3 separate regions of the Mus musculus genome follow, and all the other regions are linked to region 2. A link is a loop called in an ENCODE intact Hi-C map of the cell type or tissue named here. Cell type or tissue: heart. All regions are shown on one strand. Each heading gives the region's core, and the rest is flanking DNA. Links, peaks and the distances in the headings are about the cores only.

Evidence for each region. Hi-C counts contacts between places; a loop is a spot of excess contacts. Peaks named below come from ENCODE experiments on the same cell type or tissue, not always from the same donor. Only the 100,000 strongest peaks of a DNase experiment are listed, where the experiment ranks them.
Region 1: a loop joins it to region 2, with 2.6 times the contacts of the local background. A loop is called at or near these places in 8 of 42 quality-filtered maps.
Region 3: it touches region 2 in a loop (5-fold over the local background); 5 of 42 quality-filtered maps call a loop at or near these places.

The regions. Positions count from the first base shown.
Region 1 is chr10:95,889,977-95,900,810 of GRCm38, forward strand. Gm33377 (a long non-coding RNA gene) reads left to right here. Exons shown (of 5, transcript XR_380700.2): 4 at 4,225-4,313; 5 at 6,736-6,835. It overlaps Gm24433 (a small nucleolar RNA gene), which reads left to right and starts at 8,627; the gene lies at 8,627-8,759. In heart, for the core only: CTCF peaks have their summits at 4,964 (motif pointing left) and 8,668 (motif pointing right); a DNase peak (open chromatin) is centred at 4,935; H3K4me3 peaks cover 920 bases; H3K27ac peaks cover 847 bases.
Region 2 is chr10:94,986,666-94,997,499 of GRCm38, forward strand. No RefSeq gene overlaps it. Among named protein-coding and RNA genes, the nearest start is that of Gm40744, 30 kb to the left of the region's middle. In heart, for the core only: CTCF peaks have their summits at 4,983 (motif pointing right) and 5,660; DNase peaks (open chromatin) are centred at 4,326, 5,006 and 5,666; H3K4me3 peaks cover 1,586 bases; H3K27ac peaks cover 1,619 bases.
Region 3 is chr10:95,140,746-95,151,579 of GRCm38, forward strand. It overlaps Gm29684 (predicted gene, 29684), which reads right to left and starts at 5,080. Exons shown (of 4, transcript NR_131146.1): 1 at 4,970-5,080; 2 at 4,260-4,304. In heart, for the core only: CTCF peaks have their summits at 5,115 and 6,577; DNase peaks (open chromatin) are centred at 2,316, 4,876, 4,986, 5,996 and 2 weaker places; H3K4me3 peaks cover 226 bases; H3K27ac peaks cover 5,141 bases.

The DNA of each region.
Region 1 (10,834 bases), core at 1,391-9,390, 900 kb after region 2:
CAGAGTCAACTAACCTGCAACCTTGGGAGGCTCTCAGAGACTGAACCAGCAACCAAAGGGCAAAGGACATAGGCCTTCCACATATATGTAGCAGGTGTGCATCTTGGTCTTTATGTAGGTCCCCCAACAACTAGAGTTGGTGCTTACCCTGGTTCTGTTGCCTGGCTATGGATCCGGCTCTCCATAACTGTGCTGTCATGTCTCAGAGTGGGAGAGAATGTAGCTAGTCCTGCAATGACTTGAGGTATTAGGGTGGGTTGGTATGGGGGATGGGTGGTTCCCCCTTCTCGGAGGTGAAGGGGAAGGGGATGGGGAGAGGGGCTGTGGAGGGGGACTGGGAGCAGAGGGGGTTTGCAATTGGAATGTAAAGTGAAGAAATAAATGGAGAAAAATGTAAATAAAAATAAAATAAAATAATGACTGAGTTTGAGAATACATTTTGTTTTTAATAGAATGTCCTTTGTTGATAGATCATGTCTTAGAGTTTCATTGCTGTGAAGAGACACCATGATCATGCCAACCCTTATAAAGGAAAATGAGGAGGAGTGGAGAGTTCTATATCTGGATTTGAGAGCACCAGAAGGTGTACTGGACTGAGCTACTGAGACCTCAAAACCCACCCACTAGTGACACACTTCCTCCAACAAAGCCACCCCTACTCCAATGAGGCCACATCTCCTAATGGTGTCCTAAGAGCCTATGGCCTATGGGGGCTATTTTTACTCAAAGCACCACAGCAGATATTGGCTAATTTGCTAGAATCATTGTAATTTATACTCAGAAGTTATCTGTCTGGAGGACCTCTTCAGGCACTCAAACCAGCAGTGAACATTGTTGTTGTTTGATATTTTAAACTTTCAAGAATTTACTGGTTAGCTGCTAGGATCTTCAAAGACAGTCTCCAGTTGTTTAGAATATAAGAAAGGGATAACCAATCCTGACATGATGTGACAGAAATGAGCTCAAGTTCAATTAAAGGACACTCTGATGAGATGGGAAGGTAAGAGCTGTCCCACCTGTGCCCGGTGTCCACACATAGAACCCCACCATTGCTGTTAACGTAATGTGACAAAACTTTACCCCACAGCTCACAGCAACCTAACAATTGAAATGAAAGAACAAAGTAGCTAATAATTAAAAGTTATCTTTCCTCACTAGGTCACAGCTGCTGTTTTCTTTTGTGGTTTGTTTGTTTGCTTGTTTGTTTGTATTTGATAAATTGTATTACTTCCTTGATGTTTAAAATGGCCATGGCAGTGACTAAGCGAAATTAAAAGGATCTCTTGTCCCACATTTCTTCTTGGCTTCCTCATCCTGAAATGGTTCTACTCGTTTCCAATGTCTTTGGGGACCAAAGATGGCCAGACTACGACCTCCGGTTACACCTGCTTCCTTGACCTGGGCGGGGTTCAGATCACTTCATAGTTCCATTCAGCCAGCCAGCCCCACCTCAGCTGTGAGTTCCCAGAGCCCACAGGGTTCTCCCTAGGAACCCAGACCATCCCTGCTTCTTTCCTTCCGCTTTTTCCACAAATGGAAGGCTCTGCATCTCAGCTTTGTGTTTTGATTGTATGAGTTTTTTTTGTTTTTGTTTTTTTGCCAGAAGGTTAAGAAAATCCTCAATTCTTTATGTTCTGGATAATTTCCTGTATGACTTAATGTCTCCCTAATTTATGTTATGCTTCAAACCCCGGAGAAATGGCAGAGGTGCCTATTTAACATGACAATGCAGACCTGGCCTTCAGGTTCTCCCAGCAGAGCATCCCTCAGTCCCTTCCTGTTACAGGGTATTGCTGGTGTACCCCACCTTCTACCCAGACCTCTGCAGCCCAGAGGCTGAGCTGCCTGTCCATCCAGAGGCTCTTCCCTATATAATACAGACATTTTGGTTACCTAACTGTTTTGTACTTTTGTTCTCCTGGTTCCTCTCTCCCATCTCCTCCCTCATCTCCCTCTCCTGGCCCAGCTCAGTCTGGTCTTGTCTGCTCTGGATTCTCCCAAATGTCCCTGCCTCTACATTCTCCCTTTTATCTACAATAAACGTTCGTTCTCCTCCACCACACCTAAGAGCACCCCTTTCCTTCCCTTTCCTTTTTATTCGTTTTCATCTATTTACTGATAATATGGCTAGACCAAGACTGCAAAACACCAATTCTTGGTCCTGTGTATGATTATCTGATCCGCTTGTTCTAAACGATCAAACAAAATATGGAACAACGTGTCTGTCAATCACTTTAGTCAGCTTCCTGCTTCCTGGGGGCTTTCCAGCTTGGGCACGCCCTGAACCAGCCCTTAGGGACCCTCCCCACGAACAAACTGTCCTTCAGCCAACCATTCTCTGTTCTTCCCGCCCATCAGGTTGCCCTCTCATTCCACCTTTCCACTCCCATTTCTTGTTTATCCCTCACTCTGAAAGCAGCCCTTGTCCTCCGCCCACCTTTCTTTTGTGCGTATGTATATTGAGACAGGTCATTGTTGAGTGTCTCCTTTTATCACACTCAGTCTTATTTTTTTGAAATAGAGTCTTAGACTGAATCGGGAGCTCATTGTTAACTAGACTGGCTTCCCTGTGAGCCCCCAGGACCTGCCTGTCTCCATCCCTTCTATAGACTGTGGCCAGCTTTTACATGGAGTGCTGAGGGATCCGAACACAGATCCTTTTACTTGTGCGGCAAGGAGTTTATCCACAGAGCCACCTCTCCAGCTCCTGTTTCACGGTTTTTGTTTGTTTGTTTTTTTTAAAGATTTATTTATTTTATGCATGTGAGTACACTGTAGCTGTCGTCAGACACATCAGAAGAGGGCATCGGATCCCATTATAGATGGTTGTGAGCCACCATGTGGTTGCTGGGAACTGAACTCAGGACCTATGGAAGAATTGTCAGTGCTCTTAAACCACTAAGCCATCTCTCCATTTGAGTTTTTATGAAGCTTTATTTTTTACTTGAGAGAGAGAGAGAGAGAGAGAGAGAGAGAGAGAGAGAGAGAGAGAGAGAGACACTGACTCTGTCTCTGAACTGGCCTAGAATTTATTACGTAATCTAGCCTGGTTTCAAATTCATGGTTATGCTCCTGCCTCACATCTGTGATTACTCAGGTAACAGGTACAACACTCCCAGCCGAGAGTCCTGTTTGCTGACCTTTTTGAGATGCTCACAGACTCTGGTGGCAGCGTTTCCACCGTGCTGCAGGAGCCTCCCCCTGGCCCTCAGTACCTTTCTACCCTCTGTGACCATCCTCTTGGATGCTCCAGCTTTGTTTGCCTGTTTATTCAGGCAATGTCGAGAATCCCTTCGAGGAGCTCCGTCCCAGTCTGACTTGCATCAGAACTTGGCACTTTGGTGCCCGCTTCGTACTAAGTTAGAGCAACGCTGTATTTTTTTAAGAGAAGGGAATTTTGTTACCCTTGTACACATTGAAAAGATCTATAGATGCAATTAGTCAGAAGCACGTGTCGGTAAGTATGAACGGTGAAGGCGGGGCGTGCTGGGTTCTGTGGAGCATGCGCTGTCTCCCCCACCAGCCATGCAGTGCCACGCTGCCACATTGTTGACCCTCGCTTTCACCCCACTTCCAGACATTGACAAGTGAAGCCTTTGGAGCCTCAGTCACTCATGACTTGCCTCCTTTGTTACCTGCCTGATCTGCAGTCTCATGTTGGCCCTGATTCATGGTGGTCAGCACGTAAGGTTGTTGTGCCTGGTAGGGGCAGAAAGGTAGAATAGCTGTCCCCATGCCACGAGGGGGAGGTGGGGATGGTTGTGAGCCACCTTGTGTTTGCGAGCCACCTTGTGGTTGTTGGGAATTGAATTCAGGATCTCTGGAAGAGCAGCCAGTACTCTTAACTACTGTGCCATCTCTCAAGCCCCTCAAACAATTTAATTAAAGCAGTTCATTGGGAAAAATGATATTTTCCTACTCTGTAACAATTAAAAATGTGTTTTGTTGGATTTTAAAGGTAGTTGGGGGAGGTGGGTCATTGTTAAAACAAAAATATTCCTTGACCTTCATTGAGTTTTACAAACTCATTCATTTATTTTAGGTGGGGGGTGGGGATGTATGTGCATGACTGTGGACATCAGGGGACAACCTGTGACAGTTGCTTCTCCCTTCTGACGCTTGCATGCCAGGGATTCAAGTCGGGCTGCCTGGCTTAGCAGCCAGAGCCTTTACTGCTAAGCCGTTCCATTTCCTCAACTGCAATGTACTGATCTGTGTTTCTAGTTTAGCCACTGAGCAGTACCACAAAATGGCTGTGACCTTGAACGGACAAAGAACTCAGGAAGTGACAGTTCTGGGTGATGATAAGACAGGTAGGTCACAGCTTTAAGAATATCTCCCTCCAACTTTCCCTTGAAATGTGTGACTCTCACCCTGCACCGTGATGGCTGGAGTCCGTTTGTTTCCTGGTTAACTCACCCGCTTCATTTCTTCTCTGTGGGCTAAGCACGAACCCTAGCAAATTTCAGGGATGCAATGCCGGTCTGAGCCGCAGCTGGGGTGTGCCCGGTTCACACTGTCCACAGGCATCTCCCATTTGGTTTTAAAGCTCTAAGGTCCCCATTTCCCAGCATGACCTAAGGATGGAATGTGTGTTGCAGAGGCTTGTCAACGTTCTCTCCCTCCAGAACCTGCAGCCTCCCGGGTCCCAGTCTTCACGTTCACAGAGTACTCCTCTTGCTTGCTTCTCTTCCCTTTGCTTCTCTTTCTCATCGAAAGACCCAGACCTGATGCCAGTTCTTTTCCACAGGAGAGCACTTTGTGTGTCTCTAGCAGCTTCACAAATTGCTTTATGGTTTCATTTTGTCCATTAACTTTGTTTTTGAAGCAAACTGTGTAAAAACAAGCATCAAGTCTCCCGTCAGCTACACCGCAGTGCTTGCTTTTCTTTTTCTCAGACTCCAGGGACAGCGCCCTGCTGCTTTCTGTTGTTTTTGGTTTTTTTTCAAAGTGAGCCAGCACCCTCTGTAGGCCAACCTGTGCAGAACGCCTCCAACCAAGTCAGCCTGGGGTTTCTAATGCCATTTGACAAATGCGAGACCATTTGTCAAAAACTATCCTGGAGAATCCATTCAACTATCGAGGGACATAAAAGCCGAGAACTGGCTCTTTTGGTTGAGTTGCAACATCCCTAATTGGGACAGTAGACCACTAATGGGAAAGAAAGCTCTCCCTCTACCCTTCTGTCTCTGCTCACACCCACATGTTAATGCTCATGGTCTTCGCTCCACTTGTGACAGATTCATTTATTCAGTGGCTCTTGGTACTTCCATTGGGTGACAGCCTCCATCATAAGATCTGTCGTGTTTTATAAAAAGAAAGAATGCAGGGATATGTTTGGTTGTAGGTGCGGTAAGGTGTGGGGGAAGGGGTGCCCCTGCGGACGCATGCTGAAACATCTCTTCCCCCTGAGGTACCAGTCACATATAGTATAGGATAGTTTATTCAGGGAATGGGGAGGTGAGCTGAGAGAAAGGCAGAGGTGGGGTGGAGAAGAGAAAAAGAGAGAGGAGAATAGTAGAGGAGTAGAGGCCGGCCGTGAGCACATGGAGAGATTGGGGGGGATGGGGGGAGAGGGTAAGGAACAGGAACAGGAGTAAGAGAAAGAGGAGGGGGCAAGCAGCCCCTTTTATAGTGAGTCAGGCACACCTGGCGGTTGCCAGGTAACTGTGGGGCGGAGCCTAGACTAATTGCCAACAAGGTCTGCTGTGGGGAAATAGATTGTTTTTATTCTAATGAATGTGTAAGAACACTGACCTCTAGATCTTAAAGACGAAATGCTTGGTTGGAGACAGTGTCACAGTAAAAATACTTTCCTAGGGGCTGGCGAGATGGCTCAGAGGGTAAGAGCACTGACTGCTCTTCCAAAGGTCCTGAGTTCAAATCCCATCAACCAGATGGTGGCTCACAACCACCCTTAATGAGATCTGATGCCCTCTTCTGGTGTCTGAAGTCAGCTACAGCGAATGTACTTATGTCTAATAATAAATAAATCTTAAAAAAAAACTTTCGTAGCATGCACAAGGCTGATCTGTAGTCTGTCTGTCTGTCTGTCTCTCTCTGTCTCTCTCTCACACGCACACAAAATAAAATGAATAAGCACTCTAAGAGTATAAAGCAGGTGATCTGGAGAGAGCAAGTCATCAGGGTAGTCATGGTGGGATTCTAGATGGCGATGCTGAACGGAGATGTAGATGAAAGAAGGACAAATTCATCAGCTGCATGTAGTCCTATGACCATGGCCAAACCCACACCCAAATCCGAATTTCTGTGCTTTCTTAGTTGCATCCCACATGCTGTGTGTTGAGTTATCCCATAAGGACTCTAAAGGAGGAGTTAGCTCTTACAGCTGCCCATCACAGACTCTTTAGAACTTTGGAGGTGGCAGGCTGGAAATCTGATCAACTGGGGACCACGTGGTGTTACACAGTGGGGTTTTGTATGTTTTCCTTATATGTACAAAAGAATTGCTGCTGTCCATGACCCATGCGGAAGCAAGGAAATGGCTTCCTCTGTGTGAACAGTTCTGGGGGTGAGGATCAAATCCATGTACGTGATAAAAGATTGCTCTGTCACTGACCTACCCCTTGGCCTTTCATGGTAGAATGGCTGATGCTGAACTTACTTTCTGTATTGTGAAAGGAGTCTGGTTGTGTATTTATATGGCACCTTTAGACTTTTAATTAATTTATTTTCTTCTATTGCTTATTTAATCTTGGAACTCTCTCTATGCAGCACAACCTGGTCTTGGACTAAAAATGCAGTTTTGATCAAGAAGAAGGAAGACTAAAGTGTGGATACTTCAGTCCTTCTTAGAATGGGGAACAAAATACCCATGGAAGGAGTTACAGAGACAAAGTTCGGAGCTAAGGCGGAAGGAAGGACAATCCAGAGACTGCCCCACCTGGGGATCCATCCCATATACAACCACCAAGCCCAGACACTATTGCATATGCCAGAAAGACTTTGCTGACAGGACCCTGATATAGCTCTCTCTTGTGAGGCTATGCCAGTGCCTGGCAAATACAGAAGTGGATGATCATAGTCATCTCTTGGATGGAACACAGGGCCCCCAACGGAGGAGCTAGAGAAAGTACCCAAGGAGCTGAAGGGTTCTGCAACCCTATAGGTGGAACAACAATATGAACTAACCAGTACACCCAGAGCTTGTGTCTCTAGCTGCACGTGTAGCAGAAGATGGCCTAGTTGGCCATCAATGGGAAGAGAGGTCCCTTGGTCTTCCAAATTTTATATGCCCCAGTACAGGGGAATGCCAGGGCCAAGAAGTGGAAGTGGGTAGGTAGGGGAGCAGGGTGCGGGGAGGGTATAGGGGACTTTTGGGATAGCATTTGAAATGTAAATGAAGAAAATAACTAATAAAAAATTGGAAAAAATGCAGTTTTGGAGGACCGAAGAGATGACTCAGTGGTTAAGAGGACTTGCTGCTCTTTCAGAGGTCCTGAGTTCAATTCCCAACAACCATATGGTCGTGCACAAACCATTTATACTAGGGTCTGATGCTCTCTTTTGGCATGCAGTTATATATGCAGATAGAGCACACATATACATAAAATAAAAGTAAATGAATGAATGAAAAAATTCTGGCAGAAAACAAATGCAGCTGTCTTGCTTTAGCCTCCCAATTGCTGGGATGATAGCCATGGACCATCATGCCTGGCTAACATCTATCTACCTGCCTGTCTATCTGTTCATGCATTTACCCATTGATCTGTCTGTCTGTCTGTCTGTCTGTCTGTCTGTCTGTCTGTGTATCTTGTCTCCTTGGTATCCCAGGCTGGCCTCAATCATGATCCTTAGCCTCCCAACTGCTGGGACTGCTGATATGTACTACCATGTCTGGCCTAATTAAAGTTTGAATAAAAGGAAGTGTTTTGACTATTAGAAACTCAGAATATCATTCTCCACAGGCTCATTCTGCATGAGCTGTTGTTTTGAAGGTAATATGATAACTTCTGAGCAACAAATGGGGCTGGGCAGGAAACCAGGTTCCTCCAGGACACAGCTAGCTCTATGACAGTAGCTAGGGGCAGGGTTTGGAGGAGTCATTGCTATAGGTTGGATGTTGAATGTCTTCCAGTGTTTCTGTGTTAATGGTTCGATCCCACTGTGGCACTAATGGGCAGTGGGATCTGGTAGGAAGTCCTTAGGTCATTCAAGGGGATTGTGGGACCACGGCTCCTTCCTGAGTCTCTGGCTTGCAATGAGAAAATTTTCTGTCTCAAGCATTCTCTACTGATAACTTCCATCCATCCCAATAGCTCTACCAGATCTTATGCAAGTAGCTTAACTTGCCTCTTATTCATTAATTATCTGTTCCTGGGTTACTTACAGCAACGGGAAGCTGAGTAATATTGGGGCAATCATTTGGGCATAAGGCATACAGAAAGAGCTAAGAGAGAAATGCTTGGCAGATTGAATGGGGTCTTTGAGAGCTTATTTCCACGTGGAGACTTGCCTATTGCTGTTATACAATAACATAATTGACTGTTGTCTGCAGTCTGAAAAGGCAGAATGATGGAGCAATGCTAGCTAGATGCATCACAGATAACTAACAAATAGCACACTTAAATACTGGAAGGCAATGAGATTAGAAATAGCATCTGATCCTGCCCCTAGAGGCATTGCTGTTATGGCTGCTGTATCACATGTGTGTCAGTAGGTGGCAGAGACGAGACAGGCTGTGTCTATGCTCAGTGTTCTGACCTGGGATACCCCCGGAAAAAGGTGAGCCTAAGACAACCACCAATCTAGTGTCAGGGGCCCAGGATAGGAAGCTATTGTGAGACAACTACCAGTCTGGCACTTTGCAGGCTTGGATAAGCTCCCAAGGTAGGGAACGAGCCAGAGACTAGAAGACCCCCACCTGAACTGCTGGCCCAAGGCAGTTCAGAGTGAGCCCAAGATAAAAGACCCTTGCATGGGGTCATGCAAGTGGGGCAGGAATATGAGTGAGTCCAAGGTAGCCACCAGACCAGCATCATGGGGCTGGGTCAGGAACCTAGTCTGAGTTGACCACCAGGCTGGCGCCTCAAAAGCCTGGGGGTGAGGGACACAGACCATGCCCAAGATGACCCCTCCTTGGGTGCCATAATGCAGAAGCGGGAGGAGCACTCCTGAGACAGGCAGGAGGCAAGATGGGCTGCCAGATGCCTGCTCCGGGGAGGCTTGCTCTCTCGAGTGGGCAAGGATGAGGATGAAGTGATTCAGTTCCATGTGCTTCTCCCAGGGACTTTCTTCATCTTGGTTCTTGATGGGGCTCTGAGGACCCAAGCACTGCTAAGAGGAGCAAAAACATGGTGGAGAAGTGGGAGAGGAAGAGAAACAGAAGGATGTAGGCACAATGAAGAGAGGAATGAGAGCAGGGGGCTGGCCCTGTCCCTTGCCTGCTGCAGCACTGGGGAGAGCAGGTCCTGCACCTCACCTGGGTAGCACAGTAGAGCTGGCCCTGATGGTGTGGTGTGGGTGAGCCAGCCTTGAGGGTATGCAAATAGGGGAGTTGACTCTGCCCTTTGTTGATAGTGGCATTGGATAAGCCAGCTGGGACAGGGCAGGAGAGCTCACCCTGATGGTGTGGGTGTGGGAGAGCTAGCAGCCTGACCATCTCAGATACCTCTCAGGCCCAGATCCAGGGCTTTGAATTGGCCCACCTCAATATCTACTCAATCATTGAACTATTGGAGTGATTGAAGGGGCAGGTCCTACAGATCCAAAGCACAGAACAGCAACAGGATATCTGAGAAGAGTCCCAGTGAAGTTCTAGTATAGATGGAATAGTAGAAGAGAGAGGCCTCATACCAGACCAAGGAGTCATTGCAATGAACATTTGCAAGCAAAGAAGTGTGGACCAAAGGGCATACTGTGGGACACACTGTCACACACTACAGCTTCCATGATGAAATTTTTTTTTTCTGTGTTGGGGAGGTTGCAAGGATGGAAGGTGGATTAGTGGGATTAGGGTGCATGATGTTAGAGTCACAAAGAACTAATAAAAATTTTTAAAAAAAAGAAAGAGAGAGAGAGAAAGGGAGAGAGAGAGAAGAAGAAGGAGGAGGAGGAGGAGGAGAAGGAAGGAAGGAAGGAAGGAAGGAAGGAAGGAAGGCAGGGAGGGAGGGAGGGAGGGAGGGAGGGAGGAAGGAAGGAAGGAAGGAAGGAAGGAAGGAAGGAAGAAGGGAAGGAAGGAAGGGAGGAAGGAAGGAAGGAAGGAAGGAAGGGAGGGAGGAAGGAAGGAAGGAAGGAAGGAAGGAAGGAAGGAAGGAAGGAAGGAAGAAGGGAAGGAAGGAAGGAAGGGAGGAAGGAAGGATCCCCAGTGGAGAAACTAGAGAAAGAACCCAAGGAGTTGAAGGGGTTTGTAGCTCCATAGGAGGAGCAACACTATGAACCAACCAGGACCCACAGAGCTCCCAGGGACTAGACCACAAACGAAAGAGTACACATGGAGGGACCCATGGCTCCAGACGCATAAACGAATGCAGAAGGATCCTATTGTGGCGTCGTTCTTGCTGGCGAGTCGGGCGCTCACATTTATCTATCCATCATTTATCTATCTACCCTTCTTTCTAGTCCTTGACTTTATCAGACTTTTTTTTTTCCTGATTTGATTATTCTGCTCTTGTATAATCTTTTCCTGAGCACACTTTATCAGTATTTATATTTTTCCAGCAACCAAACTGAACTTGGAATTGTGGTTGTTCAGACTGTGAATTGTGTTTAGTACTCATAATGAGATTATGGCGTTCCCCTGTACTGGGGCATATACAGTTTGTGTGTCCAATGGGCCTCTCTTTCCAGTGATGGCCGACTAGGCCATCTTTTG
Region 2 (10,834 bases), core at 1,799-9,798:
GGTGGCTGCTTATTTCGATAGACTTAAACATTTTATAGAACGCCATGTTAACCCTGGCCGGCTCCTTTTCCCCGTCCCTTGATTCTTTCTCTGAATTTCAATGAATTTTTCATCAGCTTATTAATTAGTACAGATCTTGAATTGCACTTTGTAATTAAGGTCTTGTGTGTTCCCCCAGCTCTCACATTTGAGCTAAATGTTAATTTTTCAAAGGGAAAAATTAGGAATTTGACAACTGCCTTCCTTCCTGGCAATAGAATATACGTGCTGCCTGTCAAAAAAGATCGAGTGCCTGGATTTCTCGATAGAGAGTGATAGATTATCCCTCATGCAATTGAACACTCATTCGCCCAATATCACACTCAACTGCTGACAGCAGTTCCTCGAGGAAGCCATTTGTGAGGCACACTTAGTAGTCTAGTCACTCAACCTGGACTCAAACTCTCTGACTTGCCAGAAGTCTGGGTAACTTGTTGTCTCTTGGTTCTGGTTTTACTCCAACTTCTAGCAATTCCAGAGTCGTCCAAAGACATAAAGCTATGCTTCGAGGGTTCACTTTTCCTACGGCAGTTCTGAGGGCCAACCTCAGCTGTCAAGTTGACAGCTTCTGGAATCAGCTAAAACCCAAGATGTTGGGCACTCTGGTGAGGAATTTTCTTGATTATCAGAAGGAGGAAGACCCAGCCTTCTGGTGACAGCCCAGACCAAAGGATGTGGAAAAAGGAAAAGGGTTCGTGCCTGCTTGCCCTCAGGCTGGCTGACAAGTTCATCTATCCTGTTGCTGTCCAACTATTAAAACTCCTGCTATTAAAACTAATGTCACTGGCATTCTAACTTAGACCTAAGGCTCTCCAGGACTCCTCCAGTCCTCTAGAGGAGCACCGGACTAGGGTTATTGAGGTACCCAGCTTCAAAGACATAACTACAAGGTACTTGGCCTCTCCAGTGTGAGACAGACTTGTTGGACTACCAGTCCACATTTTACACACACACACACACACACACACACACACACACACACACACACACACACACGCTCAGTTCTGTTTCTTCAGAGGACCCTGCCTGTTGCAATAGTAATGCCGGTTCCACCCTACACTCTCAGGAACTGATTGTCTGTGAAGCTCCGGTGTTCATGAACACCGTGTGGGCAGGATTATGTATTAGCTCTTCAGAGACAGTTATTAGCAAACATCCTTAGAAGAGAACGGATAGGGGTCACTGCCTAGTATGAAGAACAGGGGCTGCCCACACTCAGGATTTCCTCTTATAAAAGCCCATGTTTTTGTATCACTCCATGGTGCTTCAGGTCGGGGATAAACACAGGCACGGACACAGGCTGCTGCTGCGGATGGCGAGTGACCATGTATTCGGCACTTGATGCCATGTTCTCCACCAGTGCCTATGAAAAGGGCAGCTAGACTGGTGCATTCCCACGCAGAATATGTTGTTGGCCCTTAGGCTGGTTTTGTTTGTTGGTTTTTTTGTCATATACCCAGCACTGTCTCTCTTTCTCCCTCTCCTTCTCTTCCTCCCTTTCTCCCTTTGTCTATGTGTGTGTGTGTATGTATATATGTGTGTGTGTGATGTTCAGTGTGGCATGTGGTGTCTGTGTGTGTGTATGGTATAGTGTGTGTCTGATGTTCAGTATGGCATGTGGTGTCTGTGTGTGTATATGGTATAGTGTGTGTATGGTGTAGTGTGTGTATGTATGTGTATATGTATGTGTATATGTGTGTGGTGTGGTGTGTATATATATGTGTGTGTGTGGTGTGTGTATGTGTGTGTGGTGTATATGTTTGTATGTGGTATGGTGTGCAGCGTGGCATGTGGTGTGTGTGTGTGTGTGGTGTGTATGTGTGTGTATATGTGTGTGCATTCACATATACATCTTCATAACCCTTATGAGATAGGTAGGTATCACTATTATTCCTGTCTTGCATGAGGAGAGGAACAACACAGAGACCTTACGTGAGTGGTGTCCAAGCCAGGGTTTGGAACTAGGCGGTGTGGTTCCAGCATTTCAGCTCTGAATCCTTTCCTCTTTGAGCAGAGGGGCCGTGCTTGCCTTAGCTACTGAATTTCACTTTAGAAATTAAGTTCTGCTCTCTGTGTCTAGGCATCAGCTGAACAGATGTGTGGGGCAATGGTGTCCATTCCAAAGTTCCAGAAAGTTCTCATACATTCACCTTACATACATCTACAGAGAAGAAAGCTCGGTGGTAGCTGCCTGGACATGGTCTCGGGGGTAAAGCTCCATGTGTCTGATGATCCACACCCATCCATCATGAGGACAACCATGCTGGAGGGGTGAGGACCCAGGGAGAGGGACTAAGAGAAGACAGTGGCAGGTGGCCTCGTGGATCATAGTCAAGGCCTTCAGCTTGTTTTGTGTGAGATTTCTAGGGGGTTCTGGCCGATCTGCCGTTGTCTGACTTATAAAATACAAACACTCTTCAGGCCCGCTGCCATGTGTTAGCCCTCACTGTGAACCACCACTGAGGGGGCTCTCCCAGGGAGTGGCCCTGGGGAAGTCTGGCTATTGTTTCCACTGAATGGATGAGCTCTTGGAGTAGAGAGTGCTAAAGTAGCTTTCCCCAGAGCATACAGTTGGTCCTCACAGAATTTGTGCTCTTTCACCCTAGCTAGGACTTCTGCAACTCAGTGTCCTTTGGCCAGCCAGCACTCATGTCCCCAGAGAGAAGGTCCCCTGCCCAGTTGTCGTTTTTTACCTCCTGAACTCTGTGGCACACTTTGGAGCATAACTGCACACTTGGCCTGGCAACCAGGTAACCATTCTTTCCTTAGAGCCTTATGCTTCTTGCCCTATGCAGTTCAAGGTTAGCAGGTTCTTGGCGGCCTGCCACAGCCGTGTTTATGGATGGTGTGTCTAGGTTCACATCAACGGAATTGGTGCAGGGTGAGGGTGTACCCATTTCTAGCTTCTACCCTGTTTTCCCTTTTCGCTTCTGAAGCCAAAGAGCACAACCCATCTCTTGCTTCCTGTCCATTCCCAAGCCATAGTCTGTGAGTGCTGCAGACCTTGCCATTGATGGAGCAGCTCCCAGACTTTGTCCCTTTGGAATCTTCCAAGGCCAGGGACACTGGTGACCAGTGTCTCCCTTGGCCCATGTCCCACTCAGCACCTTTCCTGTCTTCCTGATGGCTTGTTCTCAGTTCCAGAGAGGCCCACACCTCCGCCCACATGTTTTCAGTTCTGTTCTCCACACCTATGACATCATGTGCTCACGCACATTGTAATTCCGGTCCCAGTATGGTTCCTGAATTCGAGTGTTTCTGCCTATATGGTGTTCCAGCTGCACGCCCACAAGATTCCTGGACTCTCACAACCCAACAACACCACTCATTATCCCCATCCCCACCCACCTCTCAGAATGATCCCAGCACATTCTCTGGTGACCTGTTCACCCCTTTAGACGGTGCGGTGCTCCCTCAAAGCCTGTCATGTGCACACCCTGCCCTTACTGCCTTTTCTGTATTCTACCAGCTGCTTACTGATGTATAACTACTGCAATGGTGCAGTTACACCCTCTCGTTCTGGAAGCTCTTTGTGAGTTCAGGTCCTTGGGCCTTACTTATAGAGTCTGATTTAGTAAGAACAAAGGTAGGGTCAGGGATATATAGTCTTAGATGCCCCCTATCCCAGTAAACAAAACAAAACAAAACAAAACAAAAAACCAACCCATGACCAAGGCCTCTCAGCCCAGTGCTTTGTCTGTGGATTAAGAGCTACAACTAGAGTTGCCTAACATCTTCTGACCACTTGATAGTTCCTGAGCTGTATCGAGCCCTGTCTATGCAGGCACACCACTAACTCTAGGTTTAAACCACTGACGACTCCATTTTACGCTGTGAACACAGGGGTACAGGGAGCCATCAGTCTGTCCAAGGACACTGTGCCTCCCATCCAAAGCCTGTTCTCAATGCTACGTTTTCCTTTGTCGTCTGCCTGCATGGTCCTGCTGGCCAGATGGCTTTTGTTCTCCAAGTGGCCAACCCCCTCCATTTTTCTGTGGCTTCTGAACACATTGCATAGCTATCAGCTTAAATCCCCTCCAATTGGTTAATCATAGTTTTATAGACCAGCACAGACAGCCTGAGTCCTCTCTCTGTGGTGTTGCAAAGCTAAACTCAGGCGTCAGCTGGGACTTGGTTTTTCGCAAAGCAAGCTTTGGCTTCTCTCCCAGCGCCCTGGCCACTGTCAGAACTCACTTTCTCACAGTTTGGCTCTCAGCTCTCTCCCGGCTAGCCAAATTCCTAATGAACAACCAATCAGAGAAAACTCCACAAGAGTCCTTTTGAGTCTCCAATCTCTTCTGCCAGGAACATTCCAGTCCCTTTAAAGTGTTCAGCTGATTGGGCGAGGCCTGCCTTGGACAAGCTTTAGATTTTTAAGATTGGCAGACCCGGGGATCTTAACCACACCCACAGATTCTCTTCCCAGCAGCCCTCAAGTTCATTGTTTGAACAACGGAGTGGAAGGATGTGTACATTGTGGGCTGTCAATCCACTTTTATTCTGTCACGCTACTTGACCTCCAGGACCCAGCTCAAGTGGTGACTGCTCTCCTCCATCCACAAATCACACACACACACTCCATTTTTCCAGTGGACTATGGTGTTTTTTAAATAAAACACTCCCCCAAACCCGGGTCCATTTTCTGCACCAACCTAGGCTGTTTCTAGAGAGCAGGAGCCTAGACTGGGACATCTGTGTTCCCAGTACCTAGGAGAGCGTCTAGCTTAACACATTCGCTGCTAGAACGATGTGCCAGTTGAGCAAGCTCTCCAGATAAGAGCGTTTCTTTCGGAATCACGTAGGACAATGCTTGCGGGGAAGTGCTAGAAACCTTCAGCGAGGCTGTCTTTGATTCCCCAGGTCTTTGAAGGCAAAGATGAGCTCCAGTTTACTTAAAGCTCCTCTGAGCAGAAGCCTCGGCAACGGTGAGGCGGGTGGACCACTAGGTGTCACTCAAGATTCAATAAAGAGACGCAGGTCCTTAGAAAGCCATTTCTACCTTCCCTGGGGGAGGAAAGTGCTTAGGTGGTCCCCAGCCATTGTTTCTGTTGGTTCACGATCCCTCATTAGCCGCTGTTCTCTCTCTGCGGACGGACGCATTCTGGGTCTAAAATAGGACACCAGGCAGGCACCACGAGAGTTGGAACCTCCCGACTGTCGAATACAGCCTCGCAGTTTTATAGACAGGCAACTGACGTGTGTGTGTGTGTGTGTGTGTGTGTGTGTGTGTGTGTGTGTGTGTGTGGCTTTAGGGTGTGTCTGAGTTCCCTCCTACTCAAAAGTGTCTGAGATCTTTCTCAGGACCAAGACCCCTAGCTCCGGAGCTCTAGAGCCCAAGATGAGGAAGGTAATAGGGAACAAAAAAAGTAATAATCGGCCGTCTTTTTCTTAGAAACGAAGGCCTCAGGAGTGGGGGGACACTGTCTCCTTGGGATCAAGGACTGCAATTAGCCACCGGGCTGAAGGGAAGGGGCTAAGAGAGGGCTTGTGAGGAACAGCTCCTTGGCTTGATCTCTGGTTGAGGTTTTTTTTGTTTTTTGTTTTAAATGGCCCTCTAGAAGTGAAATCTAGGCATAGGGCTCACCAACTGCCAGGTTGTATTTTTCTTCACCCTCGGCAGAGGGCGCCCTTCCCCCGTCTCAGCTCCCTGCTGGGCCAAGGCCTGAGGCCAGCCCGAATCTTTACCCAGCCGTCTTGTGAAGCACCAGGGGCCAGCTGGCTCATTACACTGAGATAATTCCGGACACACTTATGTTTGACCTTGGACGCGGTCTTGAGATGTTCTACCCCTTTGGCCCCTGTGGTTCTAGGGCACATTGCTATCTTAAGTGAATATTGATTTGCCTTTCTTGGTGCTCCTGGGAAATGAGAGGTTACCCCACTGAGAAACCAGTTAAAGAAAGCTTGTTCGGAATGGAGAGTCCTGCCGGGCTTCATACACACACACACACACACACACACACACACACACACAGAGAGAGAGAGAGAGAGAGAGAGAGAGAGAGAGAGAGAGAGAGAGAGAGAGAGAGAGAGAGAAAATCTAATCTATCAATGCAATACATTCTTTTAAAATCTGGGAGCCTCCGGCCCCTCCCCCATTTGATTTGCTCGTTCTTCTTTGCATGAAAAAAAGTCATTCATTCATTCATTTAGTTTTACAACATGTGTTTTTATTAGGCACATTCTGGATGCCAGGGACCTGGCTTGGGAAAGCGGGCTGGCTTGCTGGTTTGGGTGAAGTAACTTGTGGGAAAGGAGATAACTGAAGAGATATTTGTAGGGATAAGAGTGAGCTATGCCTGAGATGACAGCCAGAGAGGAGAGGCAGAATGGGGTGGGGGTGGGGATGACAACAAGCCTTACCTGAACCTCAGCCAGGACTCTTTTCTGCCTCCCCTCCCTCTTGGGTTGCAAACTTAACAAAGGAAGTTGCGAGTTTTTGCTCTCCGCATAGCCCTTCTCTAGGTGAAGCCAGAGGCAGAGTGTGGCTAGACTCTGTTTCCAGCTTTGCACCACACTCCTGGGCTGAGCACCAGCCATTTTGCATGTTGAATTCACATCACTCATTGCCTGTGAGGCTTAACACGCTCTAAAAACAAGATGCCCATCTGGGTGCTGCAGCTGTTTCTCAGTGCTTGCCGAGCAGGTATCAGGATGCAGGTACCAAGGATGCAGGAAGGACCTTAGAGACCAAGGAGGAAGGCTGCTGGCTGAGAGGTGTTACAAAGGGATGATTCTGGGTCTGGGCCTTTAAGAACAGGTGAAATTAAGAATTAGTGTGTTCTGGGGAGACATGAAGAAATGTCTATTGACCCAGATAGGACATCCACGGCAGACCAAAGGAACAATTCTACTGTGGTGAGCCAGTGAATTTATTAGGGCTACTTGGTGACACAAAGGCTTGTGGCACTGCTGAAAAAGCTTATCCCCAAACTGCTAACCACATAATCCCCAGAGCTTTCTGCACAACTCTCCGGTGTGTGTGACCCAGGTTGGCTGGGCTCCAGTCCCATCTCCCCTCCCCCGGCCTCCTACCTCCAGTAAGTGTCACTGCTCGGGTTGGAAAGATGGCTTAGCGCTTAAGAGCACTGACTGTTCTTTTGAAGGTCCTGAGTTCAAATCCCAGCAACCACATGGTGGCTCACAACCATCCGTAATGAGATCTGACTCCCTCTTATGGAGTGTCTGAAGACAGCTACAGTGTACTTACATATAATAAATAAATAAATCTTTTTTAAAAAAAGTGTCACTCCTTATATGGTGTTGGGAAGGGAGGGCCCCTCTTGTGAATTTCCATAGCTTCTTGAAACTCAGAAGTTTTGTTTATTTCCTTAACAAGCCTCTGTTCGAGTTGGGGTGGAGGTGGGCATATGCTTCAGTTCCAAGGAAATATCTACTCAGCAATCAGGACTGGGTCCTGGATAGTTAGAAAGAAAAAAAAAAAGATTAAGACAAGTCCAGTATGCTTGTTAGCCTCACTAAGACAGAGAAGTTTGCCTCCACCATCCATGTTATCTGTAGTCCCAGAGCAGGCAGGTGGGCTCTCTGTGGCCCTGCCTGTGTCATTCTCAGAACAATGAAGGCAGAAGAAGGCAGAGGCTCAGGTCATCACCTCTACCTGCAACTGCAGGCAGAGCTCTGAATAAGGGGTTCAGACCACTGCTCCTCCTGTGCGCTCCTATAGCGGGCAGCGTCTTTCCTGTTGCCTTCGTGGTCTGCCCTGCCGGCCTTGGCCGCCTGCTCTCTGCTCATTTCACGATGGCGGCAGTCTCGTTCCCCTTCTTTAACCAAGCCCTAACTGGACCTTTCCTCACCCATATGCTCTTCCCGCGGCCTCCTTGGTGGCCTGCTCATCCCTGCTAAGGCCTCAGTTATCACCGTGGGCGCACTTTTCCCTCCCCTGAGACTGCTGGGCAGTGAGTAGATCCCCTGCTCCCTGCTGTAGCTACTTCCGAGGACTCAGGGCAACCTGAAGCGACCTCACTTAACTGCCCGTTTAGTCTCCGTCTGTGTGTAATCTTGGGCACTGGGACTTCCTGTCTTCCTCTCTTCAATAGCACGGGGCAGTCCAAAGATGGTAGATCATGTCGAAGGTACTCCATAAATATGTGTTAAGTGAACTGAATAAGAGAAGAAAACCCGGGTTGGAGTGATGGCTGTGGTGAGAACTTGGTGTTGAGGGTGTCTTGTGCTGACACCTGTCCTTTTCTGTGCTGTGACATGAACGTATCTGCAGATGCTATGCTAGGCGATGCCAGAGAGACACCAAGGACCATCATCCCGTTTACCCATCGGATGCCCAACTGCATTGAGACATAGTGTTAAATGGTAGGTGCCGAGGTTGAAGGGAGGGAGGCAGGAGGAGCTACTATTTGTAGAGGACAAAAAGGCTCTGGAGTTAGGTGGAGGCAAGGGGCACCTCACCCAAATGGGATCACATGTATTCTTCTGTGACAGGATGCTTCCACCTAGCAGAATGTCTTCCAGGTTCATTGGCATGATAACAAGAGTCAAACTTCTCTTCTGTTTTTTAAAAGGTAAAATGAAACATCTCCTCTACCCTACTTTGGAATAAACTACCAAGATTAAAGAGGAGAAAACACCCACAAAATAATTAATGCACAGATGGGGGAGGGGAGAAATCACTGAAAGGGCAGGAGAACATAGAAGGATAAGGATAGTACGACGGTTCCCAGCCTAGTATGACAGTCCCGCCCTAGTATGACAGTCCCCAGCCTAGTATGATGGTCCCCAGTCTAGTATGATGGTCCCCAGACTAGTATGATGGTCCCCAGCCTAGTATGATGGTCCCCAGTCTAGTATGACAGTCCCCAGCCTAGCATGATGGTCCCCAGCCTAGTATGATGGTCCCCAGCCTAGTATGATGGTCCCCAATCTAGTATGACGGTCCCCAGCCTATATGATTTTCCCTAGCCTAGTATGATGGTCCCCAATCTAGTATGATGGTCCCCAGCCTAGTATGATGGTCCCTAGCCCAGTATGATGGTCTCCAGTCTAGTATGATGGTCCCTAGCCTAGTATGACAGTCCCCAGCCTAGTATGACAGTCCCCAGAGAGTATGACAGTCCCAGACTAGTATGACATGGTCCCCAACCTAGTATGATGGTCCCCAGCCTAGTATGACAGTTCCAGACTAGTATGATGGTCCCTAGCCTAGTATGATGGTCTCCAGTCTAGTATGACGGTCCCTAGCCTAGTATGACAGTCCCCAGCCTAGTATGTGATGGTCCCCAGCCTAGTATGATGGTCCCCAGTCTAGTATGACAGTTCCAGACTAGTATGATGGTCCCCAATCTAGTATGACGGTCCCCAGCCTAGTATGACAGTCCCAGACTAGTATGACAGTCCCCAGCCTAGTATGTGACGGTCCCCAGCCTAGTATGATGGTCCCCAGTCTAGTATGACAGTTCCAGTCTAGTATGATGGTCCCTAGCCTAGTATGACAGTCCTCAGCCTAGTATGACAGTCCCCAGAGAGTATGACAGTCCCAGACTAGTATGACATGGTCCTCAACCTAGTATGATGGTCCCCAGCCTAGTATGACAGTTCCAGACCAGTATGATGGTCCCTAGCCTAGTATGATGGTCTCCAGTCTAGTATGATGGTCCCTAGCCTAGTATGACAGTCCCCAGAGAGTATGACAGTCCCAGACTAGTATGACAGTCCCCAGCCTAGTATGTGATGGTCCCCAGCCTAGTATGATGGTCCCCAGTCTAGTATGACAGTTCCAAACTAGTATGATGGTCCCTAGCCTAGTATGATGGTCTCCAGTCTAGTATGATGGTCCCTAGCCTAGTATGACAGTCCTCAGATAGTATGACAGTCCTAGACTAGTATGACAGTCCCCAGCCTAGTATAATGGTCCCCAGCCTAGTATGATGGTCCCCAGTCTAGTATGATGGGTCTCCAGTCTAGTATGATTGTCCCCAGTCTAGCATATTTAGAAGTGTCCATATCCCTTTGCTTGCAGATGGGGAGAATAGGAAAAGTGGAGGGCCGTAAAGGTTGATGGGGCAGAGATTTGGGTGTAAAGATTCTCTTTGGCATTAGAGCCTAAAAGACAGGTGTCAACTTGGATGCTGAGGTGTGGTCACAGTCCTCAGTCTTTGTGGTAGTTTGACTGAGAATGTTTCCCATAGGCTCACATATTTGAATGCTTAGTTACCAGGGACTGGCACTATTTGGAATGGTTAAAAGAATTAGGAGGTGTGGCCTTGTTGGAGGAAGTGTGTCACTGGGGGTGGGCTTTGAGGCTTTAAAAGCCCATGCCAAGCCCAGAGAGTCAGTCAGTCTCTCTCTCTCTCTCTCTCTCTCTCTCTCTCTCTCTCTCTCTCTCCCCCTATGGATTAGGATGCAGGACTCTCAGTTACTTCTCCAGCACCATGTCCGCCTGTGTGCCACCATGCTTCTCTCCATGACAACACACTAAACCTCTAAAACTATACACAAGCCCACAATTAAATGCTTTTCTTTAATAAGAATTGCCTTGGTGCTGGTGTCTCTGCCCAGCCATAGAATAGTGACCACCACAGTCTTCTCTACTGAGATGGATAATGGGGGCTTGAAGTCTGACCGTTATGCCTATAAGACTATTCTACAGAATTCCCCTCCACATTTGGCAGGCCAGACGAACTTCAGTCTTGCCCTTATTGTGAAGTGCTTGGTGTACCAAAATAATGCCCTATTTTTCTTGGAATGGCATCGTTATCAAGCCCCTGTGGTACGTATATGGCACAGGTTATTTAATCCACCCATCCATCCATTCACTGTTGGG
Region 3 (10,834 bases), core at 989-8,988, 150 kb after region 2:
GTATAAAATAGTCATAAGATGAAGATGGAGGGAGTGAACTAGGAGGGAGGGATATAGGGAGGGGAATGGGGGATTCAGGATCAGGTGTGGGGAAAGACAGGAGAGATGGCCATGAAAATGAATGGAAATCTGCAACTGACCAGAGTGAGGAGGTGCAGGGCATCTCTAGGACAAGACAGAGACCTGGGATGAGGGATATGCCCAAGAAGCAGTGTAGGGTGACTTTAGCTGTGACTCACAACATTGGTGATATGGAACCGGAAAAGGCCACCTTCTGTAGCCAGACAGGAACCCCTTTGGAGAGATAGGGACATCAACCCACCCACAAAATTTTCAACCTAAAATGAATCCTGTTTACATGTAATACAGGCATGGGGAATGGAGGAGAGACTGAGGGAATGCCCAACCAATAACCAGCCCTACTTGAGACCTGTCCCAGGGGCAAGCACTAACTCCTAAGCCTATTAAGGATACTCTGTTATGCTTGCAGACAGGAGCAAGATGTCCTTTGAGAAGCTCCACCCAGCAGATGACTCAGACAAATATCTGGGAACTCTTAAATGGGGCCACCGTAGAAACGACTCCAGTGATTTAAGAATAGGCAGGCTTTAGTAGAGAAATACAGATCAGGGCTAAGAAGGGAACTGCCACTCAAAGTCCCTTTCCTTATGGGTAAAACAGAGACCAGCTCAGACAGAGAGAGGCTCTGCTTATGAGTCTCCGTGTGGTAGGGGAACTCACTTTTTATTGGGTTCGGGGGTGCCATTCAGGCCTGGTCTGATTTGTAGGACTCCATTTCAGGAGGTCAGTATCTTGAACAACCCAATCTGTGGTAATATGGATATAAATGGTGCAGTTGCAGCTTGGAGACTCATGTCTCTCTGGCAGCCACTGTGAGTTTTGCCAGACAAGTACATCAGAAGATGCAGGAGCAGGGGCTAGCCAACCCATGAGCACATCCCAGGGAGATGGCACCCTGTGCAGACATCATTTCCCAGATCCTTCATATCCTCCACAGAGACTCTCCTCCCCATCTCTCTCTCCTCAGTGCTCTATTTCTCTCACTCTGCCTGTCTCTGCTTCTTTCCAGTCTCTCTCTCTTTTTCCCTCTCTCTCAATACCCTTCTCCTTCCTCCTTGATTGCCTGAAATGTTTTTCTATTAACTTTTTTTCTTTATGTTTCCCATCATAACTTAATAAGTAGCCCACTCTTCCTCCCCAAATGGATGGCCAGATTTAACAAAACAAACAATGCCCAGTTCATCTGAGTTTGGACTAAATGGCAAATATTTGGGACATGCGTCAAAAAGCAATTTCTTGTTTATCTAAAACAAGTCTAATTTCAGTATCTGGCACTGTGATCCCCAGCTCATGGTGGCTCTGTGTAGGCATCAAATGTTTTCTTGTAGCCCTTCAAGATAAAATGCTCTATGATAAACTTTATAATTCTCTCACAATTCAAAAGATAGGATTGAAAAAAAAATAGGATTGAACAATATTTCCTGAATGTTCCAGAGAGTTTGGGGTCTCTTGTTCATGCAGGACACCCATGCCTGGGTCTGTAGGAGCTCTTTGAGTCCAACCACACCACATGTGCCCTTCCTGAACCAAAGGTCAAGGGAGGTTCCAGGTTAGCCAAATGCCAACAGACACATCAGGCCTCCCTGAAAGAAAAGGTTGATTTGCATATAGTAGGAGTGAGTCAATTAAATTGTAAGCTTTTTCTTTCATTTTTGCTATATATTTGATATATTCTCAGAATGACTGGAAGATGGGGGCTTTAAAGAAAGAACCCCCTTTCTGGAGCTCCTTTGGGTGTCCTTAGGGGTGAAATTTATAAGAGAAGGTGTGTAGGTGTTCACTGCCAGGCGATGTGAATTCTCACTGCTGACAAGAGCTTGTCATCTAACCTGTCACCTTCCTGCCTGTTGATATTTTTATGCGTGTGAAGGGCACCAAGCTGTCTGAAGGAAGCTGGACCTGGAGCCTCTGCAGGCCATCTCAACGTCCCTTTCCACCCTGAGTGACTCCAGCAACTGATGGAAGTTCCACAAGCAGCCCAAAAGAACAGATGCCCCATTCTCAAGGTCCTAAGGAAGGCTGCCTCCAGGAGCTGCCATTTCTGGTCCAGGCCAGGCTTTCTGCTCTGCCGGCTGGAGGACAGCCATCCTTATTGAGTGTATTTCCAAGAAAGCAGTTGACAGGCTCCTGGTGCTATTCCTGGAAATGTTCAATAGGCCATCCTCTGGCAGGGCCTGCTGCTGACGGATGGGTCTGAAGGGGTACCTCGTGCTCAGCCATCTATGTCGGGTCTATTTCCAGGTGCCTCTGAGCACTCCCATCTCCATATACCACGGGCTGTCAGCTGACTGGGGCTGTAGGCCTCTGCATAACTGCTTCCTCCCTGGCAGGACAGTTGCCAGGTGGCTTGCTGCTAAATGGAGACAGGCGCCCTGTGACTATAAATTATAAAACACCAGGTCCAGACGATGTGCTTGCTGTGTGTCCCCATAGTCAACTCCACGGGGGACCCTTGACCACAGCCAGAGGGCATTTCCTACAGCAGCTTTGACTCTCTCACAGCAGCCGTTGGAGAGAGGCCAAGCCTGCTGCAAGGCAGCCTGATTCTTAGCAATCCTCAAAGCTGAGAGTTTCCACTCGATTTCCTGGCATGGTGTGGACCGAGGTTTCTCAGGGTCAGCACTACATGCATTTTCAACAATCCATTTGTGTGTTGGGGGTCATATGTAAGCATCCCTAGTCTACTTCTACTAACATGCTGGCAGCATGTTCCTACTGGCAGAAAAACACAAAGAAAAAAAGACTAACCTGAACTACCTGGAAGGTGCAGGCTGAAGAGCAGGTCTCTGATGACAGGGCTGAGAGGATACTGGGGACTGTGCTTCAAGCACTGTCCTTCACTGCATAAGCTATGCTCCTTCTGACAATCCATGTTTGCTTTTGGAGACAGGACACAGACAGACAGACAGACAGACAGACAGACACACACACACACACACACACACACACCAGATGTTGCAGAATGTCCTCTTAGAAGGCAAAATTGCCCTTCATTGAAAAATCACTATCTAGAGTCAAGGAGCAGGGCCCCTGGGTGATGCCAGAGAGGGGGCTGCACTTCGGAGGGATGTTTAGTCTACAGACAAAGAAAGGAAAGCAGCTGAGGCTTCTGCAGAGCTTAAATTGAAGCGTGGGGCTCCCCTGAAAGAAAAAGCCAGGCTGGCTATTTATAAAGCTCCCTGACTCTTAAGTGAAAACAAAGATATACTTTAGACAGCTTTCTCCCCCTCTTCTCTGCTTTTATTGTGACTTTGAACAAGAATAATGGCTCTCTGTCCACCTGAAGAAAGAGAACAAAATCCCCACCCCCACCCCCGTCTTTCTTCAAAAAGGCTTTGGGAGGCTTTTGGTTGCTTTAGTAGTTGTTTTGGTCATCTTGTCATAACCACTTGCACCCACACTCCCCATCCCCATCCCGCCCTCCCCATACACGCCCCCCCAACCACCCCCCCCCACCATCATCTTAGGAATTATCTTTTCCTGACCAAAGTAGTGAGAGAGGACAGTAGGGGTGGGACCGTAGATAGAATCTCCTTGATTTTTCTTCACAAAATTCATAGGCTTTTCTTTATACTTAGAAACTGGCTGGGAAATACCCCTTGCCTATATAGGAAGCCACTGTTGCTTTAAAAAATGACCTTGCTGTTATATAATTCACAGCTGGCTTCTCCACTCCAGCTTTCAAGGAACTGTAAAGAAATCTTTAAAGATCTGGTTCTACTGGGCAGAAATCACAAAGGAAAAAAGGGAGTAACCTGAACTCCGCAGAGCGTACAGGATGAAGAAAACAAGGCTGCGTGGGTCCTGGGGACAGCTTCAAGCCCTCTCCTTCACAGCACAGCCTGTGCCTAGGAGGACGCAAGGCCACATTTGCTTTTGGAAACAGGGCACTGTGATTAATCAAAGAAAACAAAACCAGCTTCATTTCCCATAACAGGTCCACGGAGGGCTTTTCTAAGAAAAACCTTGATCAAAATGTTCCTTCTGTTTCCCTAAAGGCTGATGAGGGGGGATCCATGGAAGTTAGGTCCTGAAGAGTCCCCTTCCCAGAAAAGAGCTTCGTTATGCTAATTCACTCAAAGCAGTAGGGCAAGAGCCAGTCTACTGTAGCATCATTGACCCCTCTGGCAAAAAAGCAAGCAAGGGTGTCTTGTCCCTGTACCCACTTGGGTACTCACCTGTTCTCTCTGGGCCATTCTGATCAGTCAGGCTTCCTGGAAGACCTGGGGGAACAGAACAGTGAGCACAAGAGTCAGAGAAGGCAGGCAGCTGGGAGCACTGTGGCCAGCTTGCACAGGCTGGCCTCTCAGTAGTTTCTTGCTGTAGGGCCGGTAGAGTGAGACAAAGAGACAAAGGAGATACAGCCTGGGGTGCCAAATCAATTCAGGAATCAAATAATATTTTAATGTAAATCATTTAAGTAAAACTTAGTTTCTAAAATCCATGGTGAACAAAATCTCTAACATTCAAAGTATCAGCATGGGTACATTCACAGCCGTTGGCTTGTGCCATCAGAAAGTCCCCACAAGGCAGGTCAGTGAAATGGGTACACCAAAAAGGCCGTAGATTTTGAGACTGAAAAGTAGACTGCCCCATCAGCTTCTGCCTTATATTAGGATGAGTTGGTTAATTTTGATTGGGTCATACTCCGAAGCCCCAGAGCAGAGATACTTCAGGGAAACCAGCTTCTCCTCTGAGGCAGAGCTCCTTTGAATGGCTTCCCTGTGCCTTTTGCGGCAGAACAAAGAGGAAAGGCTGTCTGTGAACTGGGAGGGCTGCTACTGACAGACATCCCCTGGAAAGCAGCCTGTGCATTTCCTTAGCAAAGAAGAGGAGGCGGAAGTGCCAAGAACTTAAGAAAATAAATATTCTAGAAATAATTCCTGACCGTCTTTGGAATGTGTTCTTCCTCCCTTGGTAGATTGGTTTCTTAACAGTATCCCCTGGTAGATACTGTTCCCTTTGGCTATAGAAGCTGGTCTGCGTTCCGCAAGCACCCACCTGCTCTAGGGGGAGTGACTGCTGCCCCTCTGGCAGCTGGGAGAGGCGGCAGGGAGGGTGGACTGGTTTCCTGCTACAGGGTTAACCCCTTAGGCCAGAACTCGAGAACTGGGATCGAGGGCACAGACTTGACAGGATACCAAACCTCAGGAATCAGGATAACTGATGTTATTATAATCCAGAGCTTTAAAAAAGAGAAGTACCAGAGAGACCGGAGATGAACAGAATACGGGTTTTAAAATAAAGACAATATCTGTGCCAGAGATTCTTCTAGAACAGCTGGGAAGTGATACAATCAGAGGCCTTTGTGTTGTTCTGTTTCAATATTTTTTTTAACATTTATTTACTCTGTGTGTGTGTGTGTGTGTGAGAGAGAGAGAGAGAGAGACAGAGAGACAGAGAGACAGAGAGACAGAGACAGAGACAGAGAGATTTTAAGTACTTACAAACATTTTTAAAATTGGGAGATTCTGATAAAAAAAATAATCTACATTTAAACTAATCTTTAAAAACTCGAATATGAGTCTCACCGTGAGAAATGTGTTTAGTAATTGATTAGAGGGATTATCTATTTTCTCTCTCTATTTGTTGTATCTGGCAACTAAACCCAGCAGTAATAATCATTCCCACTTGCTGATAACGCATTCAATCTTAGCAAAGTTCAAGGCTTTCAGCATTTACGCCTTTAACTCCTCACAATTCTGTGCCTATTACTCCCATCTTCAGAGGGGAAAATCCGAAGCTCAGAAAACATAAATAATGTTTCCAAATCTCTTGACTAATAAATAACCTGGCTAACTTCCATCCTGGGAGGTGTGGACTAAATTACTGACTATCAAAGAGTTCCAGGAAGTTTCAATGGCCCTGGGTGTGCCCACAGGGGTGAGGGAGGGCCCCACCACCCAGAGAGGCTGGCTCAGCTCCCAGGCTCCTGTTTCTGTCAATGTTTCTGTTTCTGTTCCTCCCCCCACCCCGCCCGCTCTGTTGTTGTCTTGCTATCCTCATTTCTCTTTCTGATTTCTCTTTCCTGTCTTCGGCTTGCTTCTGTTTTGCTTGTTTTGCTCATCTCTGTGATGAAATACTTTTCATCCTGTCTTACATTTTGAGGGGCCAGTCCACCATGGTGGGGAAGACATGGCAGCCAAAGTACAGGGCAGATGGTGACAGTAGCCACAGATGTGAAGCAGAGAGGTGAATGGTGGCGTTCCCTTCTCTTTCTCCTGTTTCCTCAGACTGGGAACGCAGCCTGTGGAATGGTGTTGCCCACGTTCTCACCTCAACTACACCTCTCAGAAAATGCCCTCATAGACATGCTCAGAAGTTCGTCTGTCTCCTATATGATTCTAAATCCCATCAAGTTGACGATCAGAGGGGCCTCAGGTGAGCCAGCCCTGAGGGCAAGATCAAGGGAGAGCTGGCCCTCCCTTGCCTGGTGGTGTGGGTGCCAGCTGCAGCACTCTGGACAGCAGGTGGGGCACCTCATCTGGACAGCACAGTAGAGCTGCCTCTGGTGGGGGTCAGGGGGAGGACAGGTAAGCCAGCCCTGAGGTAAAGAGCACAGGATAGCTGCCTCTGTCATTTGTCTGCAGGAGCGTGACTTAGGTGCAGGGGTGATGCCCTCTCTGACCCTGACCCTGAACCTTTGCAGTAGCCAGGAGAGCGGGCTCCAAGGGCATAAGAGTGAGAGAGCTAGCCCTGACCTCTTGCTAGCTATAGCATTCAGGAGAGTGGGCCCTGCACCTCACCTGGGCAATGCAGTGGAGCTGGCCCTGATGGCAAAGGCTACGGTGAGCTGCCTGAAGGCATGAGACCAGGAGAGTTGACCCTGTCTCCTACTGATGGTTAGCCTAGCCAGAGCAGTGCTAGAGAGCTTGCCCTGGTGGTGCAGATAAGGGAAAGCCAGCTTGCTGACCAGCTCAGCTGCCACCCAGGCCCAGATCCAGGGCTCTAAGTTGGCCCACCCCAAAATCAATATCGTCTGCAAATGGTTGGGATTTGTGAAAGGACCAGACCTACTGTTCCAAAGCTGCAGGATCTTCATGATGCAGAGCAACAATGGGAGTCCTGGTGAGAATCCAATATTGATGGTGTCACAGAAGCTCAAACCAGACCAATGACTCCTTGCAGTGAATATTTGCGAGTGAAGCTGTGTGGACAGAGGAATACACTGTGAGACACATTGTGAGATACTACAGCTACCACGATGAGATGTTTTCTATGCTTTGTTTTGGTGTGTGTGTGTGTGTGTGTGTGTGTGTGTGTGTGTGTGTGTTTATTTTGAGGTGTTTTAGAGTCTCCATTGCTGTGAAGAAACACCATGACCAAGGTACCTCTTATGAAAAACATTTAATTGTGGCTGGCTTACAGGTTCAGAGGTTCAGTCAATTATCATCATGGCTGGAAGCATGGCAGCGTCCAGGCAGGCATGGTACTGGGGGAGCTGAGAGTTCTACACCTTGTTCCAAAGGCAAACAGAAGACTATGCCCCATGTAAATGGGAGGAGGGACTCAGAACCCACCTCCACAGTGACACACTTCCTCCAACAAGGCCACACCTACTTCAACAAGGCCACACTTCACTAATAGTGCTACCCCTGAGCCTAGTGTATTCAAACGACCACATTCCACTCCCTGGCCTCCAGAGGCTTATTCAAAGACATGATAATATCAGGGGCAATACATAAATACAGCAAAAATATATTTAGTCTAATTTCAAAAGTCCCCTTAGTCTATAGCAGTCTCAACAATGTTCAAAGTCCAAAGTTCAAAGTCTTTTTTGAGATTTATTCAATCACTTAGCTGTAATCTCCTATAAAGTCAAAATCAAAAAACAGATGACAAACCTCAAACATCACGGGATATACATTACCATACCAAAACATCACAGTGAAGAAATCCTGGACCAGCTGGGTAAACTCCAACTTCTTCATCTCCACATCTGATGTCAAAGTGCTCTTGAAATCTCCAACTCCTCTCATCTTTGTTGACTACAACAAACTTCTTCCTCCTGCACTGGTTTCACTCCCACTTAGCCGCTTTCCTCAGCAGAAATCCCATGGCTTTGACGTCTCTAACACCTTGGGGTCTCCAAGGCAACTTTGACTTCACAGCTTCTTGTTACAATGTCTGGGATCCACACATGATCTTTTGGGCTCCTCCAAAGGACTTGGCTCTCTTGCCTAGCTCTGCCCTCTGTAGCACTCTAGGCTCTGGTTGGCTCCATGTCGCTACTGCTGCTGTTCTTTGTAGTCATTCTATGGTACTGGCATCTCTAATACATGGGGTTTTTCACTGCATCTAAGCTTCACCCATCGCCTCTCATAGACTACCTTCATGGTGCCAAGCCTCAACTTCTTTGCATGATCCCTTCAGTCCTGGGCCTCTTCACCAGTGGCCTTCCTTGGCCTTTCACAATGACATGCCTCAGCTGCTCTCCACGACCCCTTTATGCCTTCAAAACCAGTATCACCTGGGTGACTCTTACCGACTCCAGCTGAAGCACAAGGCACCTTGGCTATCCCTGGAACACAGCTTCCTTAGGTCCCCCCAAAATGTTACTTCTCAGATCAATGATGTTGGTCTCTTCTTAATCACTGCTAATTTCTTAGCTCCAGCCAACAAGCATCAATTGTTCTAGTAGTCCTTTCTATTCTTGACTCTAAAGCCAGAGCTACATGGCCAAAGCTGCCAAGGTCTGTTGTTTGCTGGGGATGGAACCTGACCCCCTTGTTCTGTTACATTATCACCAGCTTTCTGTTTTCCAGCTCCTTTACTACCTAAGCTTGGCTATTTTGGAACTTGCTTTAGAGACTGATCTTGAACTCAGAGATCTGCTTGCCTCTGTCTCCTGGGATTCAAGGCCTGTACCCTAAGCTTTCCATGGTCACTATTCCCTCAAGGTGCAGATCAAAAGCCTGTCTCCTCCATTTCTGGATTGTAGTTCATTCCAGATTAAAAGTCCAAATGAAAACCATAATCAGGCAGTGCCCTTGTTCAACTGCAAACACATAAACAATAAGCTTAGCTGTGTGGAACCTTGCCAAGAGGTCGACACTCCCTTAATCTGTTTATCTCCTTGAATGCAGGATTCAGCTCCATTCTACTTCCTGCTGCCCCTTTATTCTTTGAACCATACATTTTGTTCTTTTCCATTTTGTACTTTTCCTTTTGAAGCTTGCTATGCTTGATCAAAATGCTCTTCATGAGGCTAAACCATAGAATAAGAGCAAAGTCTCTGCTGGGCTTCTTTGAGACTTCCTTTGTCAATGCAATTAATATAAATCTCTTTACCTTTGTCTCAGGTAGACCCCTCAAACAAAGGCAAAACAAAGCCACTTTCTTCACCAAGATACCACAAGAACACTCTTAGGACACATACTAAAATTCTTCTTCACTGAAACCTCTAGAGCCAGGTATGCACAGTTCAAAATACCCTTAGCACCAATGTCTTCCATATTCCTACTAGCATGGCCTATGGAGTGTCACAGTTTAGCAACACAGTTCACTGTAGAGCAGAGGTGCCTAATGACGTGACCTCTTAACACAGTTCCTCCTGTTCTGGTGATCCCCAAACATAAAATTATTTTCATTGCTACTTCATACCTGTAATTTTGCTACTGTTCGGAGTTCTAACGTAAATATCTGCATTTTCCAATGGTCTTAGGTAACCCCTGTGAAAGGGTTATTTGACTTCCCAAAGGGGCCACGACTCACAGGTGGAGAACCACTAGTGTGGAGCATGGGGCATCCCTCAGTTTGCCTGACTAGCAGTTGTGGGTCGTTGCCTCTGCATAGCATCAGCAGAGGATCATACCTCTCATCGCTGGTCCAGGATAAGATACACATTAAACATTCATTTTCAGTTTTTTTAAAAACTGCAATGTATTGCTTTCCATAATCATAATAAGGTAGAAAAATAGAATGCCAAGCTATCACTTAGTTGGGGATTTCTTGAGTTGGAATCTTATTTAAGATTTTTCTTAGAGTTTTCTGGCTGAGAAGCAAAAATAGATCAAGGTCTGAAGTCCCAGTGACCTCTGCTTTCCATAGGGCTGACTCCTTGTATCAGCAGGAGAAGGCTGTCACCCTCCTATCTAGATATCTCTAAACAGACCTCTCCCCATACTGCTACATTATTTCTGGTAGCACCTATGAGTATAATTGGGCCATGGTTTATATCACAACACATGAATGGCCAGAAGTTTGGGTCCATGGCCAATACAATCTTATGAAAAGAACTCCATCTGGTCACCCTACATGTTTCCAGCATCATTTGCCAAATTGGATTTGTGATGGTTAAGCTTCAATGCCACCTTGGCTGGAATCGCCATATAAGCATACCTCTGTGCTTATGTGTCGGAGAGTGTTTCCAGAAAGGTTTAGCTGGGCAAGAATGATGTCACTTGACTGTGAGTAGCACTGGGCTGGATGATTGCAAAAGAGGAAGCAAGCTAAGGAACAGAAACCAGCCCTTACTTCTTTACTGTGTACACAGTGTGACCATCTTGCTCTAGCTGGCATGCCTTCTCTGCCATTATGAACTCTACTCCTTAGAACTTTTCCTTAAGTTCCTTTCATTGCAATTTTTTTCTTTTACAGTAACAAGAGAACAGCTAATATACAACTCCCTAACACTTCTCAAAAATATCTGTTTCTTCTGCAGTGCTCAGTAACTAAGATACTGATCTCATCAACATCCCAGAAACCTGGGTACCGCGTGCATCCTGGACCACTTCCCTATATAACCCTCATA